Linked DNA regions of Homo sapiens: region 2 is linked to region 1. A link is a loop called in an ENCODE intact Hi-C map of the cell type or tissue named here. Cell type or tissue: HepG2. All regions are shown on one strand. Each heading gives the region's core, and the rest is flanking DNA. Links, peaks and the distances in the headings are about the cores only.

What was found. A loop is a pair of places that touch in the nucleus more often than their neighbours do. Peaks named below come from ENCODE experiments on the same cell type or tissue, not always from the same donor. Only the 100,000 strongest peaks of a DNase experiment are listed, where the experiment ranks them.
Region 2: it touches region 1 in a loop (2.1-fold over the local background); 1 of 110 quality-filtered maps calls a loop at or near these places.

Annotation. Positions count from the first base shown.
Region 1 is chr20:51,891,580-51,895,973 of GRCh38, forward strand. No RefSeq gene overlaps it. Among named protein-coding and RNA genes, the nearest start is that of LINC01429, 31 kb to the left of the region's middle. RefSeq lists enhancers at 1,138-1,638, 1,639-2,139. In HepG2, for the core only: no CTCF peak of the experiment used is centred there; a DNase peak (open chromatin) is centred at 2,342; H3K27me3 peaks cover 307 bases.
Region 2 is chr20:51,808,546-51,812,939 of GRCh38, forward strand. No RefSeq gene overlaps it. Among named protein-coding and RNA genes, the nearest start is that of SALL4, 8.2 kb to the left of the region's middle. RefSeq lists an enhancer at 2,303-3,175. In HepG2, for the core only: a CTCF peak has its summit at 1,768; DNase peaks (open chromatin) are centred at 1,796 and 2,626.

The DNA.
Region 1 (4,394 bases), core at 72-4,071:
AGTATCTTTTTCAATCCCTTACTTCTAATCTACCTGGTCTTTATATTTAAAGTGGGGTTTCAGGCTGGGTGCGATGGCTCATGCCTATAATTCCACAACTTTGGGAAGCTGAAGCAGGCAGATCACGTGAGGTCAGGAGTTCGAGACCAGCCTGGCCAACACGGTGAAACCCCTTCTCTGCTAAAAACACAAAAATTAGCTGGGCATGCTGGCGCACGCCTGTAATCCCAGCTACTTGGAAGGCTGAGGCAGGACAATCACTTGAACCCAAGAGGCAGAGGTTGCAGTGAACTGAGACTGTGCCACTGCACTCCAGCCTAAGTAACACACACCTAAGGTGGTGTGAGACTCCACCTCAAAAAAATAATAAATAAGAAATAAAGCAGAGTTTCTTAGAGACAGCATATGGTTGGGTCTTGCTCTCTTACAAAACCAACAACTTCTGACTTCAATTGGAATATTTAGATCATTTACCCTTATAGGAATTTTTTATATGGTTGAACTTAAATTTACCATCTTGCTCTTTATTTTTTATTGTCCTATTTGTAGTCTATTCTTTTTCCTTCTTTTTGCCTGGCTCCCTTTGGAATGAGTTATTTTTTAGGATTCCATTTTATTTCCATGACTGGTTTATTAGCTATATCTTGTTTTTTTTTTTTTGGTTGCTCTAAGGTATAAAGTATGCATCTTCAGCTTATCACAATGTACCATCAAATGATAACAGTTCACATATAATATAAAAATCTTGTAGCAATATACTTCCCTCTCCCCATGTCTTTTGCACTGTATTTGTCATAGATTTTATTACTACTTATGTTATAAACTCTGAAATATTTGTTTTTTTTTTCTTGCTTTAGAGTCAATTGTCTTTTTTTTTTTTTTTTTTGAGATGGAGTCTCGCTCTGTCTCCCAGGCTGGAGAGCAGTGGCGTGATCTCGGCTCACTGCATCCTCAGCCTCCTGGTTCAAGCGATTCTTCTGCCTCAGCCTCCTGAGTAGCTGGGACTACAGGCATGTGCCACCACGCCCAGCTAATTTTTGTATTTTTAGTAGAGACGGGGTTTCACCATGTTGGCCTGGCTGGTCTTGAACTCCTGACCTCGTGATCCACCTGCCTCAGCCTCACAAAGTGCTGGGATTACAGGCATGAGCCATTGCGCCCAGCCAATTCTCTTCTTCATAAATAAAATTTTAATTTTAGAACAGTTTTAGGTTTACAGAAAAATTGAAAAGATTGTACTAAGAGTTACCATATACCCTAAACACAGTTTTCCCTGTTATTAACATCTTACATTAGCATGGCACATTTGTTTTAATCAGTTAAACTATTAGCCAAACATTATTATTTTATTATTATTATTATTTTTGAGACGGAGTCTTGCTCTGTCACCCAGGCTGGAGTGCAGTGGTGCAATTCTGGCTCACTGCAACCTCCACCTCCAAGGTTCAATTGATTCTCCTGCTTCAGCCTCCTCATTAGCTGGGACTACAGGCGCCCACCACCACACCCGGCTAATTTTGTGTATTTTTAGTAGAGACAAGGTTTCACCATGTTGGCCAGGCTGGTCTCAAACTTCTGACCTCAAGTGATTCACTCGCCTTGGCCTTGCAAAGTACTGGGATTACAGGTGTGAGCCACTGCGCCCAGCCAATTTTTGTATTTTTAGTAGAGATGGGGTTTTACCATGTTGGCCAGGCTGGTCTTGAACTCCTGACCTCAAGTGATTCACCCAGCTTGGCCCCCCAAAGTGCTGGGATTACAGGCATGAGCCACCTCACCCGGCCAATTTTTGTATTTTTAGTAGAGATGGGGTTTTACCATGTTGGCCATGAGTCAGTCTCAAACTCCTGACTTCAGGTGATCCACCCACCTTGGCCTCTCAAAGTGCTGGGATTACAGGTGTGAGCCACTGCGCCCGGCCAGCCATACATTATTGTTAATTCAATTGCATACTGTATTCAGGTTTCCTTGGTTTTTACCTAATGTCCTTTTACTGCGTTAGGATCCTATCTAAACCACCACATTACATTTAGTTCTAATGTCTCTTTAGGTTACACTTAGCTGTCATAGTTTCTTAGACTACCCTTGTTTTGAAAACCTCGACAGTTTTGAGGAGCTTTGGGCAAATATGCTGTAGAATGTCCCTCAATTGAATGGCTTGAACCCGGGAGGCGGAGGTTGCATTGAGCTGAAATCCTGCCATTCACTCCAGCCTGAGCGACAGAGTGAGATTCTGTCTCAAAAAAAAAAAAAAAAAAGAATGTCCCTCAATTTGGATTTATTTGTTGTTAAATGTTTGTGGAAGGAAAACCACAGAGGTAAAGCCATTCTCATCACATTAGATCAAAGGTACATTCTATCAACACGACTTATCATTGTTGATGTTAACTTGGATCTCCTGGCTGAGCTAGTATTTGTTTACTGTAAAGAAAATCTTTAGCTCTGTGTTTATGAGCTCATGTCTACCTTCAGAACCAAAATTGCAGAAACGGAAAAGTAGTTTGCCAAAATCCTCAAGAACCATATACTTCGGATAACGATAAAATTTAGAGTTATTCTGGCACAGGTACCTCTCCAAGTCACCCTCACTCTCCTCACCAGTTCCATACTACCTTGCTCCTCCAGCCAACTTGGTCATCAGAAAGCACTTATTTATTTATTCATTTGTTTAGGGTCTGTGACCTTGCAATGACACATTCTCTATGTCTCTGCATCAGGCTTCTCTTCAACTCCCTGAGCTTCAGATACTTCCTCTTACCTCCTCCGTCCTTCCTGAGTGCTGGGATGATGGGTGTTGGAAAAGGACTTTGAAAGCCGTATATACAGTACTATACAAAAATGAGTCATCGTTATAAATGTAAGCTCTGCTGTCGCCTGCCATCTCTCCGTATCTCCCTTCCTCTCCCCTCCACGCTCTTGCTAGAATGTAGAATATAGAGATCCAATGGTACTTCCTCCCAATATGTGTCTTCAAACTCAGAGCTCTAGTCAGTGGGTCCCAACTTTTTTGGCACCAGGGACTGGTTTTGTGTAAGACAATTTTTCCATGGATGGGATGGGTTGGGGGAAATGGTTTTGGAATGAAACTGTTCCACCTCAGATCATCAGGCATTAAATTCTCATAAGAAGCGTGCAACCTAGATCCCTCCCATCCGCAGTTCAGAATAGGGTTCCCGCTCCTATGAGAATCTAATGCCTAGAGAGATCTGACAGGAGGTGGAGCCCCGGCGGCAACGCTCGCCCACCTGCCACTCCCTTCCTGCCCTGTGGCCTGGTTCCTAACAGGTCATAGCCCAGTACCTGTCCACGGCCTGGGGGTTGGGGGCCCCTGCTCTAGCCCATAAGACTAAGCCCTTTGTATGGTCTAAATATTTCCTCCAAAATTCATGTGTTGAAACTTAATGGCCAGAGTGACAGTATTAAGAGGTGGGGCCTTTGGAGGTAATTAAGTCATGAGATTAGAGCCCTTGTAGAGGGGATTTGGCCCCTTATAAAAGGGCCTGCTGGGTGCAGTGGCTCACACCTATAATCCCAGCACTTTAGAAGGTTTAGGAGGGAGGATCACTTGAGCCTAGAAGTTTGAGACCAGACTGGGTTACATAGTGAGACTCTGTCTCTACAAAACACTTAAAAATTAGCTAGGTGTGGTGGTGCATTCCCACAGTCCCAGCTACTCGGGAGGTTGAGGTGAGAGGATTGCTTGAGCTCCGGAGGTAGAGGCTGCAGTGAGCTGTGATCGCACCACTGCACCTGGCACCAACATTTAATTTTTAAAAAGTATTCATTTAGTATGAATTTTAGACTTAAGAAGAGCTGCAAAAATGGTACAGAGTCCTCTTGTATCCTCACCTTCCTTCTTCTATTGCTAACAGTCTGCATACTTATAGAGTACAATGACCAAGAACAGAAAATTTCAACACTGGTACATTATTATCATTACTACTACTACTACAGACCTCATTTAAATTTCATTGCTGCTCTCCTCAATGTCTCTTTTGTGTTCCATGATCCCTCCCAGGGTCCCACATTGCATGTGACTGTTCTTTGTCTTTAGTGTCTTCCAGCCTGTGCCAGTTTTCTTTCCTTGTGGGGTTTGTTTTTTTTTTTTTTTTTTTTTTTTGAGACAGAGTCTTGCTCTGTCTCCCAGGCTGGAGTACAGTAGCACTATCTAAGCTCACTGCAACCTCTGCCTCCAAGGTTCAAGCGACTCTTATGCCTCAGCCTCCCGAGTAGGTGGAATTACAGGCACCCACCACCACACCCGGCTAATTTTTGTATTTTTAGTAGAGACCAGGTTTCACCATGTTGGCCAGGCTGGTCTTGAACACCTGACCTCAAGCGATCCACCCACCTTGGCCTCCCAAAGTTCTGGGATTACAGGCATGAGCCATCAC
Region 2 (4,394 bases), core at 242-4,241, 83 kb before region 1:
GTTGCCATTTCATCAATTCCAAATTGGTATTGAACAATTTCTAGCTCCAATTAGTCTTCTTAGTTGCAGCTGATGTATTGAAGCCTACAACTGTGTATTCAAAAAAAAAAAAAAAAGGTAAAAATATTCCAGGCCAGACACCGTGGCTCATACCTGTATTCTAGCACTTTAGGAGGCTGAGACCAGAGGACTGCTTGAGCCCAGCCCAGGAGTTTGAGAGCAGCCTGGACAACATAGGGAGTCCCCATCTCTACAGAAAATAAACCACAAAAAAATTAGCCAGGCATGGTGGCACGCACCTATAGTCCCAGCTACTCTGGAGGCTGAGGTGGGAGATCACCTGAGCCTGGAGAAGTCGAGGCTGCGGTGAGCTGTTATCGTGCCACTGCATTCCAGCCTGGGTGACGGAGCGAGACCCTGTTTCAGAAAAACAAAACAAAACAAACAAATAAATTAATCAGGCATGGTGGTGTGTACCTGTAGTTCCAGCTACTCAGGAGACTGAGGTGGAAGGATTGATTGAGCCCAGGAGTTTGAGGCTGCAGCGAGCCTTGTTCATGCCACTGCACTCCAGCCTGGGCAACAGAGTGAGAGTCAGTCTTAAAAAACAAACAAACAAAAAAGGGCCTGGCACAATGGCTCACGCCTGTAATCCCAACACTTTGGGAGGTCGAGGCCAGCAGATCACGAGGTCAGAAGTTCGAGACAGCCTGGCCAACATGGTAAAACCCTGTCTCTACTAAAAATACAAAAATTAGCCAGACGTGGTGGTTTGCGCCTGTAATCCCAGCTACTCAGAAGGCTGAGGCAGGAGAATTGCTTGAACCCAGGAGGCAGAGGTTGCAATGAGCCGAGATCGCGCAACAGCACTCCAGCCTGGGACAGAGTAAGACTCTGTCTCAAAGAAACAAAAAAATTCTGTCTGGGCGTGGTGGCTCACACCTGTAATCCCAATATTTGGGAGGCCGAGGTGGGTGGGGCATCTGAGGTCAGGAGTTCGAGACCAGCCTGGCCAACATGGTGAAACCCTGTCTCTACTTAACAAAAAAAAAATTAGCAGGCATGGTAGCGGGCGCCTGTAATCCCAGCTACTTGGGAGGCTGAGGCAGGAGAATCACTTGAACCCGGGAGGCGGCGGTTGCAGTAAGCCAAGATCATGCCATTGCACTCCAGCCTGGACGACAAGAGCGAAACTCCGTCTCCAAAAAAAAAAAAAAAAAAAAAAAAAATTTCCAACAAGCTTATTAAAGCAAGAGTGAATTGTCAGAAATGATACTTTCTTCTGTAAGTTTGCTGGTTAAAGACTAAATGGATTAAGAATAAAAGATTTGGCCGGGCATGGTGGCTCACTCCTGTAATCCCAGCACTTTGGGAGGCCGAGGTGGGTGGATCACGAGGTCAGGAGATCGAGACCATCCTGGCTAACACGGTGAAACCCTGTCTCTACTAAAAATACAAAAATTAGCCGGGCTTGGTGGCGGGCCCCTGTAGTCCCAGCTACTCGGGAGGCTGAGGCAGGAGAATCGTTTGAACCTGGGAGGCGGAGCTTGCAGTGAGCCGAGATCGTGCCACTGCACTCCAGCCTGGGTGACAGAGCGAGACTCCGTCTCAAAAAAAATAAATAAATAAAATAGTTTGTGTGACTAGCTTTTTTTACTCCTCAGTCGCTTGAAACTCATGCTAGTCCAAGCATGCAGTCTTTCGGTCAATCTCAGGCACACACATACAGTCGAGAATGTTGGTTCTCTAAGTCCACAGCAGCAGTTCTTAATGGGAACAATGTGCCTTTTCCCCCACCAGGGGACATTTGGCAATGTCTAGAGACATTTTCGGTTGTCACTACTGTCTAGTAGGTAGAGGCCCGGGGTCATGCTTAAGATCCTACAATGCCCAGGATAACCTCCACAACAAAGGAATAGCTGACCCAAAAGGTCAACGGTGCCAGAGATGAGAAACGAGGCTTACAGGTAATATGATTTCAAGGCTATATTAGCACCTAACTAATACCATTAAAAAAAAAAATAGTAAAGTCCTTTCTAAAAAGTATTAAGTCACAATCAAATCCTCTTATCTTCTCCAGGGGAGGCTTCTTAACCTTCCCAACTAAATCAAACTTCAGCATTTCGACCCTTTCCCTCAAAGATTGCACAATTACCGTCTTATATTCACTCATGTGATGATTTGAGTAATTTATCTACTTCTCCGCCTGCAGATTAGAGAAAGATAACATTTTGGAATTCTGTTTATTTCACTGAATGGGCTATCATAAGATTCTCCTGCCGCATTGAAAGAAATCTTTGTAAATGTGTTTTGTTATTTTTTCACTCTGTGGATGAACCTTTAATTCACTTAACCAACCCCTGTTGAGTATTTGAGATCTTTGTCTTTACTTTAGTAACATTTCAGGGAACGTCTTTGCTCATAGACGGCTCTGTCCAAATTTTGGATTTCTTGCCTTAAGGCCTACCATCTTGAGTCTTTCTGAAGTGAATGTTGAAATGAATTTCACAGATTCACAGCCCTTTGAGAGCTTTTTTCAAATACTATCTTACTCCTTTTGTAGGCTCTTGTGCAAGACCAGGGCCTCAGTAACATGAGTGATCAAGCTAAATGGGTCATCTCATAAACATGCTTATCGGGACACTCACATATTGCGTAACTGGACAGCAGAAATGTATAGATTTTCAAAAACAAGTCAAAGGTTCAATTGATTGAACATTTTTTTTTCTGCTAGAAATGCTTTCCTTTTCATTTCCTTTTTACATAAGTCTGATTCACTCTTTACTTAAATATTTCTGTACTGGCGTCCAAAACCCTTCTTAAAAGTTTTCTCTTGCCTTAAAAGAAAATTTTTTTTTGTTATCTACCAGGCACAAATCCAACCCCTTAGTCCCCTAAAAAGTGCCTATTGTAAACTCTATGTTTAAAAACTATTACTGAGAAGGCGCTTCTTCAAATTCGCTGCAAACTTTATTATAACAAAGCTTAAAGAGCTAAAAGCGCGGCACAATGGAAAGTTGACTGTTATAAATATCTATCCGGCTTTGCAATATAAATTATAATTAAAAATAAACTTGTCAGAGAACTCTAGGCAACACACAAAAAGTGAGACGTTTAGAACGAGGCAATTAAGAATGTTAATTGGAACACAGAGAAAAGCAAAGGACAGTCATTGTTAAGATAACTGCTCTATAAACACCTAAATGGATTCTGTGAAGGGGAAGAAAGGATCATCTTTTGACCATGAAAGGGAATATAAAATGTTCTTTTCTTTGTTTTAATGTGTGGAGAGATTTTAAACTTCTTTTCTCGCTCAGACGCTCAAGTAAACAAATGACTTGGCCCTAGTCTGGTGTGGGTAACTAAAGAGAGAAATGGAGGGAAAGAGAGAAAAGCCAACTGGGTAGGCGAGAAGAGAAGAGAGCAAATGCTGAAGAAGAAGAAAAACAAAGGAGGATGATAAATGTAGAGGAATAAAGGGAAAAACCAAAACAGAAGGCATAAACCCCTAGGAAACAGAACAAGAGTTAAACACAGAGAATAAGAAAGGAGTCATCTCCCTTTCTTCACTCTCCAAATGATCTGCAAGTTAATTTCTTAAAGACAGCAGAGTCGACAAGCACAGTCAGACAGACCCAGATGTAGATCTTGCTTCTTGGCAGTTTCCATCTGGGCTGGATAATTTCCTCCAGGTTCTCAACCTCTCTATGCCTTGATTTCTTCCCTAGTCAATGGGGAGGGTAATCGCTGCTTGTGGCTTCGCTGCAAAAATCAGAAATGATTTGTGTGAAGCCCCTGGCATATAATTAGTGTTTAGGAAACATCTATTACCACATGAATTATTTCAGGGTACAGCAGGAATGTTTAAGCTTTCTCATAATATTAAGCAGACGCACAACATACATGATAGTTTTGGAGTCGGAGTTATTTAATTTACATGGTCATTTATTTGATCATTCATTCATTCAAGGAGTAATAATTTTGTCTGCTATGCACAGGGCCTTGAGCTCACCCAGTGCTGGGAATTTAGACATGAAAAACCTTAAGTAGTTCAGCCTAAAATGTCTAAAAGTTTAATGTCAAAATTGTTGGCTTTTGCAAAAATGTTAGCCTGTGGGCCAATGGTGGTCTATGGTACATTGACTCTGCCTAGAATATGGCTAGGATGGGATGGAAACACGAAAGACATGATTTAGAACATATTCTTTTCCAGAATAAGCATTCCGTGACAGAAGGGGCCATATTCATCTCATTCACCGTTGCATAAACAAATTGCATTGCATAAGCAAATATCTTTAATGAACAGCATCTAGGAGCACGTGCTTTGAAGACAAAGCAAGGTAAAAGGACAGAGGCCATCAGTGGATGCTTTTCTTGTAGGGTGATCAGGAAAG